Linked DNA regions of Homo sapiens: region 2 is linked to region 1. Evidence: chromatin contacts called from ENCODE Hi-C or POLR2A ChIA-PET data. All regions are on one chromosome and are shown on one strand. The core of a region is the stretch at or near the end of the contact, and the rest is flanking DNA. Distances in the headings are between cores, read along the strand shown.

Region 1 (4,900 bases), core at 469-2,968:
CCACCGCGCCCGGCCACAGCCGACTAATTTTTTGTATTTTTAGTAGAGACGGGGTTTCACCATGTTGGCCAGCCTGGTCTCGAACTCCTGACCTCAGGTGATCTGCCCACCTCGTCCTCCCAAAGTGCTGGGATTACAGGTGTGAGCCACCACGCCCGGCCTCAGTGAATGTTTTTTGTTGTTTTGGTTTTGAGACAGGGTCTCTCACTCTGTCACCCAGGCTGGAGTACAGTGGCATGAACACAGCTCACTGCAGCCTTGAACTTATGGGCTCAAGTGATCTTCCCACCTCAGCCTCCTGAGTAGCTGGTACCACAGGTGCACCACTACACCCAGCTAATTTTCTGATATTTTTTTGTAGAGACAAGGTCTCACTAGTTGCCAAGGCTGGTATTGAACTCCTGGGCTCAAGTGATTCATCCACCTTAGCCTTCCATGGTGCTGGGATTACAGGTATGAGACACTGCCTGTCTCAAGTGTTTTTTGAAAGAAGGAAGAAATTTGAGTCCTTTCTTTGTCTTAATGCCCCAGATTCACTCTGTAGCCCTGCCCCTGCCCCCAGGGCCTGGCAGTTCTGGGCTGGCACTCTGCCCAGACCCTGGGCTTTGGGCTTCGCCTGCTGTTCTGCAGGGTAGGGAAGGGCCTCCCTCCCTGGAGACCCACTGATTGGCTGTGTGACCTCAGGCAAGTCCCTTCCCCTCCATAGTCCTCACTTTCCCCTTCCGTCAAGCACTGGGTGGGTCGAAGCTTCCCAGCTCCCTGTGTCTGTGGTCTCCCTCATTTGGGAGCCTTTGCTCCTGGTGTTTGGTGCCTCTTCACCCCCAGGGTCTCACCCACCCCAGGCAGGAGCTCAGCTGGCCTGTAGCTTGCAGAAGGACCATTTGGGAAAGCTGGTGGGCCCTTCATTCTTGGTACCCGCCCTAAGAGCCTCACTGCGACTCTGTCCACCCTGGGTGAGAGCCCTCCAGAGTAGGCCCCCAGCCGTGAGAGCCCCCCACCCACTGAGGCTTGGCATCAGGTCGCCCTCGGTCTGAACCCTGCTATTCCCTGGCTCTGGGACTTTGGGCGGCTCAATCCACCTCTCAGGGCTGCAGCGTCCTCATCTTCAGGGTTGTGAGCACCCAAGGAGGCCCTGCCTCATTGTGGGGACAGAAGAGAATGGAGCAGTCACATGCCTGCCCCTAAGGAGCTGCACTCTAGGGGAGGAAGCTGGAGACCAAACAGGCAAAGCCACCCACCAGAAGGATCGCTCCGAGAGAAGAAAGGAGACAAAACAGGGCGATGTGGTGGAGAGTGGCTGTGAGGGGAGGGGGCCGCTCTAGAGGAGCGGCCAGGAAAGGAGGTGATGTCTGAGCTGGGACATGAAGGTTGAGGAGGGGGCAGCCGGGCAAAGACGGGGGCGGGGGAGATGAGAGTTCCCGGCTGCCGGAACAGCAAGTTTGGCACATGTAGGGGGTGAACGCTGGTGTGGCCGGGCAGAGGCAGTGGAGGGTGGAGGGAAGGCTAGGGAGAGGTGGGCCTGGAGGGGCAAGCCATGGACAGCCTTGTCTGTGGGGCAGGGGTCAGCATTTCGTTCTAATAGTGGTGGGAAGCCACTGGAGGACCCCACGTTGAGGGGCGACTGGGCTTGGTTTCTGTTTGGAAAGACCTTGGCTGCTGTGTAGAGCATGGACTGTAGGGGGCAGGAGGGAGGCAGGAGCGCGGGCCTCAGGATATTCGTCTGTCCTGAGGCTGAGGAGGCGTAGGTTTCTGCAGGATCTGGGATTTTGGCTGCTACTTCAGGGATGGGAGAGAGGTAGCCAGGCATCCCAGATGCTTCGAGACCTTGCTGGCAGCAGAGCACAGTGGGCAAAAGTTACCTGTGGAGCCAGACAGACCTGTCTGAACCTCCACTTCAACTCAGCCTTCCGGGGTGGGCTTGGGATTCTCCCAGAGTGACCAGTTCCCACCGTCCCAGCCCCTGGGGACCCAGAGAAACAGAGCCAGAGGGCATTGAGCTGGAGCCTGCCTCCCTCGCTTCCGCACACCCTGCCGAGAAGTGAGGGCATAGGAAGTGATGGCCGCAAGGGGATGCCCAGCCCCTCTGCTCCAGGGCTGCTGTTCACACGGCCACGCTGGAGGGAATCCTGTGGCTTTGTGGTTCCTTGTTTCCTGGGCTGGTCTGGTGGAAGATGGCCATGAGAAAGCGGCACTTCATCTTCCTTCGCCCCTGAGTGTTCAGTGGGTGGTTACTCGGCATCCTGTTGGGCTTCCGGTGTGGTGGCTGGGAGCCAGAGAGAGGAGGGCATGAGAGCTCACAGAGTCACAGGAGGTGGGACTTGGAGGTCATCTAGGCCAACTTCCTCATAGGGCAGACCAAGGCTCACAAAGGGAAAGAGACTTACCTGAGGCTATACAGCAGGTTAGAGGCAGGACTTAGACCCTGATTCTAGACTCCTCATCCAGCACTCTTTCTAGATAAGATGGAGGTATGGAGGTTTTGGAGCCAGACAGATGTGGGTTGTAGTCCCAGCTCTGTCACTTAGTCCCAGCTGGGTGACCTTTGGTGAGTGACCATCTCTGAGCCTCGGTTTTCTCCTCTATGAAATGGGATGATGGTAGCACCTTTCTCATAGTGGTGTTGTGAAAAGTGGTTGATAATTTATGACAGGTTGTAAAGCTCACAGGACGGTGCACGGAGTTGGCCCTTGGGAGGTGGGAGCTGTTATTACCTTTGTGGCTCCGTCATTTTTTTTTTTTTGAGACGGAGTCTCGCTCTGTTGCCCAGATTGGAGTGCAGTGGCACGATCTCAGCTCACTACAACCTCCACCTCCTGGGTTTAAGCAATTCTCCTGCCTCAGCCTCCCAAGTAGTTGGGATTACAGGCAGGTGCCACCATGCCTGGCTAACTTTTGTATTTTTTAGTAGAGACGGGGTTTCACCATGTTGGCCAGGCTGGTCTCGAACTCCTGACCTCAAGTAATTTGCCTGCCTCGGCCTCCCAAAGAAGTTGGGATTATGGGCGTGAGCCACTGCGCCCAGCCCGTGGCTCTGTCATCCTAACCTCCTGAAGCACCGGAAAGAATGGCTGCGTGCTGGCCCTCACATATGCTGTTTTCTGATGAACGCGGTTAGGGAGGGAAGATGAGAATGGGCCATGGTTGGCCCATCTCTCTGCTACTTATTTTATTTCCCCACTATATTTGAGAGACTCCTTAGCCAGGCCACACTACTACCCACCCACCCCCCCGCCCCCCCCACGGCTCTGGTGGGCTGGAGCTGTGCTGTCTGCCTTCAGCCCAAATAGGGGTGGGGGAGGCGGAGGCACTAAGTGCAGGTCCCGGGTGAAAAACTGGGCAGCTCCCCCCACCTTCTGCATCAGATCCCTACCACGCACCACCAATACCTGTTTGTTCAGTGTGACCTAGTGGTTAAGACCAAGGGCCATGGGATCAACTTGAGCTTGAACCCTGGATCTGCCATTGAATTGTCACCAAGGACTTTTAGCAGGCGTGTCTTCCTCTCTGAGCCTTGGATTTCCCATCTGTGAAGTGAGGATAAGTCCCTCCCAGGAAGACTGCAAATATTCAGTGAGAGGAGCAGCACTCAGAGCATGCATGGTGCATATCTGGTGCTAGACTCCAAGAATTGGATGGCACTAATATTGTAACAGTGTTGACACATGTCCCAATTGTTTCTCTTTCCATAGCTGTTCTTAGAAACTTACTTCACCATCCGCCCACCCCACCCCCATCCTGTGTTCCCGCAGCCCCCTTCCCTCTAACTCCTCGCCTGACTGACTTCTCTCAGGGTCACCTTGGACTGAAATCTTTCTCCCCCTCCCCTCCCCTCCCCTCCCCTCCCCTCCCCTCCCCTCCCCTCCCTCACCTCCTCTCCCCTCTCCTCCCCTCTCCTCCTGTCTCCTCCGCTCTCCTCCTGTTTCCTCCCCTCCCCTTCCCTCCCCTCTCTCTCCTATCTCTCTCCCCCCCTCCTCCCCCCTCCCCCTGGACTAACACAGATCAAGAGTTCAAGCTCTGGCCCAGCCTGCCTGGGTTTGAATCCCAGCTCTGCCATTTACTGGAGCAGCCTCAGGCAAAGTACTTAATTCTTAGCCTCTATTTCTGCATAAGTAAAATGGGAATAAGGATAGTGCCAAGCTTAGAGAGTTGTTTAAATAAGCGACGAGATTCTTGTAAAGTGCCAGGATCAGTGCCTGCAGTACACTAAGTGCCTAATAAATGTCACCTGATTTATTACTAGGCAGGGTTCTGATGGAGCAGAGCCCCTGCCTTTTCACCTCTGCGTTCCCAGTGTCTGGCAGGGATGGGACTGGAAGGGATGCAGGCTCTCTAGGGGTTTGTACTATGGCATTGGAGAGTTGCCTTCCCAGTGAAGCAGGCCTCTCCAGAAAGGGGAAGGGACTCGGGCCACATCTTAAGCATGTCTGTCTGGCAGATATTTCCCACAACCCTGCTGCACACCACTGGGTGCTGAGGATGGGGTGGGGGAGGGTGCAGTAAGGCTGCCCTTAGTGAGCTCAAGTCCACGGAGGAAAGTGGGACAAAACGGCCCTGATACTATCAGAGAATGACCAGCCCAGGGCTGGCAGGTTGCTTCTGAGGAGGCTCCTGGGAGTGGTGATGTTTGATGTTTCCTTGTGGGAGTGACATAGTAGTAACTTCTGTCTGCATTAGGGCTTTATTCAGTAATCCTCCATTCTTTCCTGCCCGCGGTGTTTTACTAGTCTTAGCAGTAATAATAATAGCGTTTCTTGAGTGTTTGCTGTGTGCCAGGTACAGCACTAAATATTTTATGTTATAAATTTACTTAATCTTCACATCAACCCTGTGAGGTACTTATTATTGTTATTCCTGTTTTGTAGGTGGGAAAACTGAGGGACAGAGAGGTAATGTATCTCTC
Region 2 (5,041 bases), core at 2,192-4,691, 720 kb before region 1:
TACTGTATGTATGGCAGTATTCTAGGCATTAGCAATGGGGTGACCATGCCAGGCCAAAGCCCTGCCCTCACAGAACTTACAATCTAATGAGGAAATCTATGTGGAAGAGAACACTGAATAAGGCATTACCATAAAATTCCAGAATGAAGCCTTTTAATACAGAGAGATATTTTCATGGAAGATATGTTAACACAATATTTAACCCTCTCTCCCCTTCAAAGGAAGCCCTGTAGCCTAAGGTGCTCATTGTTTCTCATCCTCTCAAAAAAAAAAAAAAAAAAACTCTAAAACAATAGAGAAGTGCATTTAAAATACATCTATAAATAAAAGCACAACTAGTCTTTTACTTCCAAGAAAGCCTGTCAGCGGCACAGCAGCTCATGCCTATATCCCAGCACTTTCAGAGGCCAACAGGAGCAAATAGCTTGAGTTCAGGCATTCCAGATCAGCCTGGACAACATGAGGAAACCCGATCTCTACAAAAGATACCAAAATTAGCCGGGTCTGGTTGCATGCACCGTAGTCCCAGCTACTGCAGAGGCTGAGGTGGAAGGATCAGTTGAGCCTGGGAGGCCGAGGCTGCAGTGAGCTGTGATCACACCACTGCACTCTAGCCTGGGCGACAGAGTAAGACCCTGTCTCCAAAAAAAAAAAAAAAATCACCAATTTTTTTTTTAACTCCCTATACTACTCTAGGCTATAACATCTGCCTTAGATTCCCAAAAAATTAAGTTTAATACGGACAGGTATTGGTTGTAACATGAAAACATTTTAAGAGTATAAACAGAGGATGTGATACCTTTCTGGTCTTGAAGAAATTACTGAAAACGAGCTCATTCAATACTTAGTTGATTACCAAACTCTTATCTCCATCTCAGTATAAAAACTATAAATTCAGGCCGGGCACGGTGGCTCACGCCTGTAATCTCAGCACTTTGCGGGGACGAGGCGGGCGGATCACGAGGTCAGGAGATCAAGACTATCCTGGCTAACACCGTGAAACCCCGTCTCTACTAAAAATACAAAAAATTAGCCGGGCGTGGTGGCGGGCGCCTGTAGTCCCAGCTGTTCGGGAGGCTGAGGCAGGAGAATGGTGTGAACCTGGGAGGCGGAGCTTGCAGTGAGCTGAGATTGCGCCACTGCACTCCAGCCTGGGAGACAGAGCGAGACTCCTTCTCAAAAAAAAAAAAAAAAAAAAAAAAAAAAAAAAAAAAAAAAAAAAAAAAAATATATATATATATATATATATATATATATACATAAATTCAAACTACTGTTACTTTCTAAAAGGAAAGATACAAATTGATATTATTTAAAATTATTAAAAATAGAAAGCTCAAGAAAATAAGGCAGATGTGTTCCAATTTTATATGCCTAAAATATTACATCAAGGCTAACAAATGTATTTCAGAAGATTCAAGTTCCACACCTATCCAATGGTCTGTAATGCCTACACACTACAGAAAGCTGCCTTGAACCTACACTCCTTTTAAGTGTTTACCAATCTGTTCTCTATAGAAATGAGAAACAGTGGGAAAGCACTTGTTTCGACATGAATTATCTTTACAACAATGCATTACACAATTGGATCTCATTTGCTTTACAGAGTCAACATTTTTGTGTGATACTATTGCAGTCGCGGAAGGATACAAAATTTAGAATGTAAACACCCTAGGGAACAAAAATTGTGATCTCTGCTTGACCCCAGGAGTCCGAGACCAGCCTGGGCAACATGGCGAAACCCTGTCTGTACAAAAAATACAAAAATTAGCGGGGCATGGTGGTACATGCCTGCAGTACCAGCTACTCGGGAGGCTGAGGTGGGAGGCTCACTTGACCCCGGGAGGCGGAGGCTGCGGTGGGCCAAGATCGCGCCACTGCACTGCAGCCTGGGAGTGCAATATCCATTATATTTAGTAACGTCTTTGAGACCCTGTCTCAAAAAAAATAAAAATTGTGATCTCAAAATTATGAAAATATTAAGTTTTTTGCTTAAAGATCGAAGTCTCGTTTTTAATAACAAAACTAAAATGTCTAGCATAGATCAGGCATAAACTGATCCTCTTTTCAACACAACTTCACCACAAAAAGTGCACTTGAATCAACCTAGGGAGATTCCCAGCATGCAGTAAGTCATAAAGGAGAATAAACAGTCTGGGAAAGTCATTTTGGACCGAAAAGTGTTCCCACAAATAAACCCACCTCATTCTAGTATAGTCAAAGGGACCTCTATTTAAAGTTAATGCCACGCAAGGGGCCGTGGACGGTGTTGTCTTACACTTTATTCCCTGACACAAACTAATCCTGGGATTTTAAACCTTCCTAGCTTTTAGGTGCACTGAAGGCGGTCATGAACACAAGTAACAAGCTTTCAAAACATCATCTGTGAATACGACGTGTTGGGAAGCAGGCAGGATAAGCCACTGGGTGACCGACTAAGGCTGCAAAATGCTGTTTGAATTTAAGTCCCTGACTTGTAGGAGTTAAGTCTCACTCCTTATACCGCGATGACGTAATCTTCCACACTACATTTATCTTGGACTTAAAGGGGAGGAAAAACAAACGAACAAAGAAAATTCCCCCCCGATAAGAGGAATTAACCAAGCAGCAGAACGACGGCTTCGGGAGGTAGTTAGGTAACTCCCCGAAAGGGAAGCTTCAGCTAAACCGGCAGGGAGCGGGCTGGAGGAGCGGATGGAAATGCTAGGAACTCGACCTCCGAAAGGAAGAGCAGCCTGGAGGCCGTGGCTCGGGGCCACCCCGCCCAGAGGACGCGGCCGGCGCGGAGGGGAGCTCGGACAGGCACCGCCGCGAGCAGCCAGCGAGCTGCCCTCCTGCCACCGCCCCGCCGCGGCCGCAACGCCACTCCCCTCCCCCGCCCCCCCACCCCCGCCGCAAAATGTCCGCGGCGGCGCCCGGCGAAGCAGGAAGTCCAGGCCGGAGCGCAGGGCACGGAACGCAGCCTGCCAGCACGGAAGACCGGCGCCCGGCCCGGCCCAAGCGCCCGCGAGTCGCTCTGAGGCCCCCGGCCGCCCTTAGGAGCCCGCCGGGCCGGGCTGGGGGGAGGGGAGCCCGGGCGCCCAGGATGGGTGTGACCCCCTTCCTTCCGCCGCTGCCGGTGACAGCCCGGTCCCGCTCGCGCCCCGAGCCCCGGCCGCGCGCCCCTCCTCAGACGGGCGCCCCCTGCCTCCCCGGCCGCGACCCCCGCCCCGGCTCCCCCACAGAACGCGGACCCGCGCCCGCCCGGAGGACGCAGCGCGAGCCGGGCACTCCCCCACAACCCGTGCTCCCGGGCCCCCCACGATCCCGCAGACGGGGTGTCCCCGAGGACTGGGAGAGGACGGAGACGGCGGGGATGGGAAGGTAGGGTGGCAGCTCCCGCGGGGAACCTCGGGCCCCGCACTCACCTCAGCTTCTCCACCGGGGCGTTGGCAGCACTGCGCGGGGTCTCCTCGGCTGCCGGACAGGGGCACGCACCTGACGTCAGCGCGCAGGAGACGCACAGTTGGGTGCCCGCGGAAGTGGGAGGAACAGGGAAGGGGAAGAGGCTGGGGCGGGTCAAGGCGGTGCCTGGACTGCCCTGGCTCCGCCCGCCTGTCGCGCACGCGCGGGCCGGCGCAGCTCGTGAGTTCGGGGCTATGCTCTGCATGTTTTCCTAATGGTTGTATTTGTAATAATACTGTGAACGATAGTATGCAAAGCGCTTCCTCTACCAGTTCTTTTTTGTTTGTTTTTTCTGAGACAGTCTTGATCTGTTGCCCAGACTGGAGTGCAGCGCGCGATCTCAGCTCACTGCAACCTCCACCCCTTGGGTTCAAGCGATCCTCCTGCCTCTGCCTCCCGAGTAGCTGGGATCACTGGCACCTGCCACCACGCCAGGCTAATGTTTGTATTTTTAGCAGACACGGGGTTTCACCATTTTGCCCAGGCTGGTCTCGAACCCGTGACCTCAAGTAAGTGATCCACCTGCCTCGACCTCCCAAAGTGCTGGGATTACGGGCGTGAACCACCGCGCCCGGCCCACTACCAGTTCTTTTGATCCTTGCAAGCTTGTGAAGCAAGGTATTGTCCCATTTTGCAGAGAAGACGGAAGCTTCTCTGAAAGGGCTGGTGACTTGCCCCAGATCACAGGGGTGGATGGTCTCTCACTCCCCGGGCCTGTATTCAGTCCGCCGTGATGTGAGAACTGAGTATCACTCTTCTTATCTCTACCTACACCCAGTGTCCCTCGCTGTAGCCACATGGGTCTTTTTTAGAGTTACAACCTTCCCCCAACCACAGGCCTTGTGTTTTTGTTGTTGTTGTTGTTGTTGTTGTTGTTGTTTTTTCTTTGAGACGTTCTTGCTCTGTCACCCAGGCAGGAGTGCAGTGGCACGATCTCAGCTCACTGCAATCTCGACGTCCCGGCGATTCTCCCACCTCAGCCTCCCAAGTAGCTGGGACCACAGGCGCATGCCACCATGCCTGGCTAATTTTTGTATTTTTTTGTAGACACAGGGTTTTGCTGGATTGCCCAGGCTGGTCTCGAACTCCTGGACACAAGCTATCAGCCTGCCTCAGCCTCCCAAACTGCTGGGATTACAAGGTGTGAGACATTACGTCTGGCCAAGGCCTTGAATTTCTTTGCTCTGCCTCCCTCCTCTTCCCCCAAATTTATATCACTGCATTCTTCAATCATCCTATCTTCGCAGTATCTATTATTTGTCTTCTCTGCTAGTATGAAAGCTTCAGGAAAATAGAGAACTTCCCTCTCTTATTCTTAGATGTTTCCCCATGTTAGAGAAAAATCGCTTAAATTGCTTATCCTAGGCCGGGCACGGTGGCTCATGCCTGTAATCGCAGCACTTTGGGAGGCCAAGGCGGGCGGATCACGAGGTCAGGAGATCGAGACCATCCTGGCTAACACGGTGAAACCCCGCCTCTACTAAAAATACAAAAAAATTAGCCGGGCGTGGTGGCGAGCTCCTGTAGTCATAGCTACTCGAGAGGCTGAGGCAGGAGAATGGCGTGAACCCGGGAGGCGGAGCTTGCAGTGAGCCAA

Evidence for each region. Hi-C counts contacts between places; a loop is a spot of excess contacts on that map. ChIA-PET counts read pairs that join two places held with the same protein, here RNA polymerase II (POLR2A). Pooled maps may share reads with other maps.
Region 2: a pooled map shows a loop between it and region 1 (5-fold over the local background). The contact joins the promoter of CDC42 here to the enhancer-like site in region 1. A Hi-C loop is called at or near these places in 1 of 168 maps with a recorded cell type or tissue (CD8-positive, alpha-beta T cell) and 5 of 50 pooled maps. POLR2A ChIA-PET finds 5 or more read pairs at or near these places in 1 of 52 experiments (HepG2).

The regions. Positions count from the first base shown.
Region 1 is chr1:21,331,674-21,336,573 of GRCh38, reverse strand. It overlaps a transcript of ECE1 not described here. Among named protein-coding and RNA genes, the nearest start is that of ECE1-AS1, 41 kb to the right of the region's middle. RefSeq lists an enhancer at 1,979-2,198. Within about 2 kb of position 1,718, at least 39 of the 41 ENCODE cell types and tissues checked have a DNase peak (open chromatin) inside an H3K27ac peak, as active enhancers do; they include CD8-positive, alpha-beta T cell, where a contact is called at or near this core.
Region 2 is chr1:22,051,109-22,056,149 of GRCh38, reverse strand. CDC42 (cell division cycle 42) reads right to left here and starts at 3,441. Exons shown (of 6, transcript NM_001791.4): 1 at 3,408-3,441. RefSeq lists enhancers at 1,884-2,452, 2,453-3,020 and silencers at 2,733-2,912, 2,923-3,142, 3,203-3,352.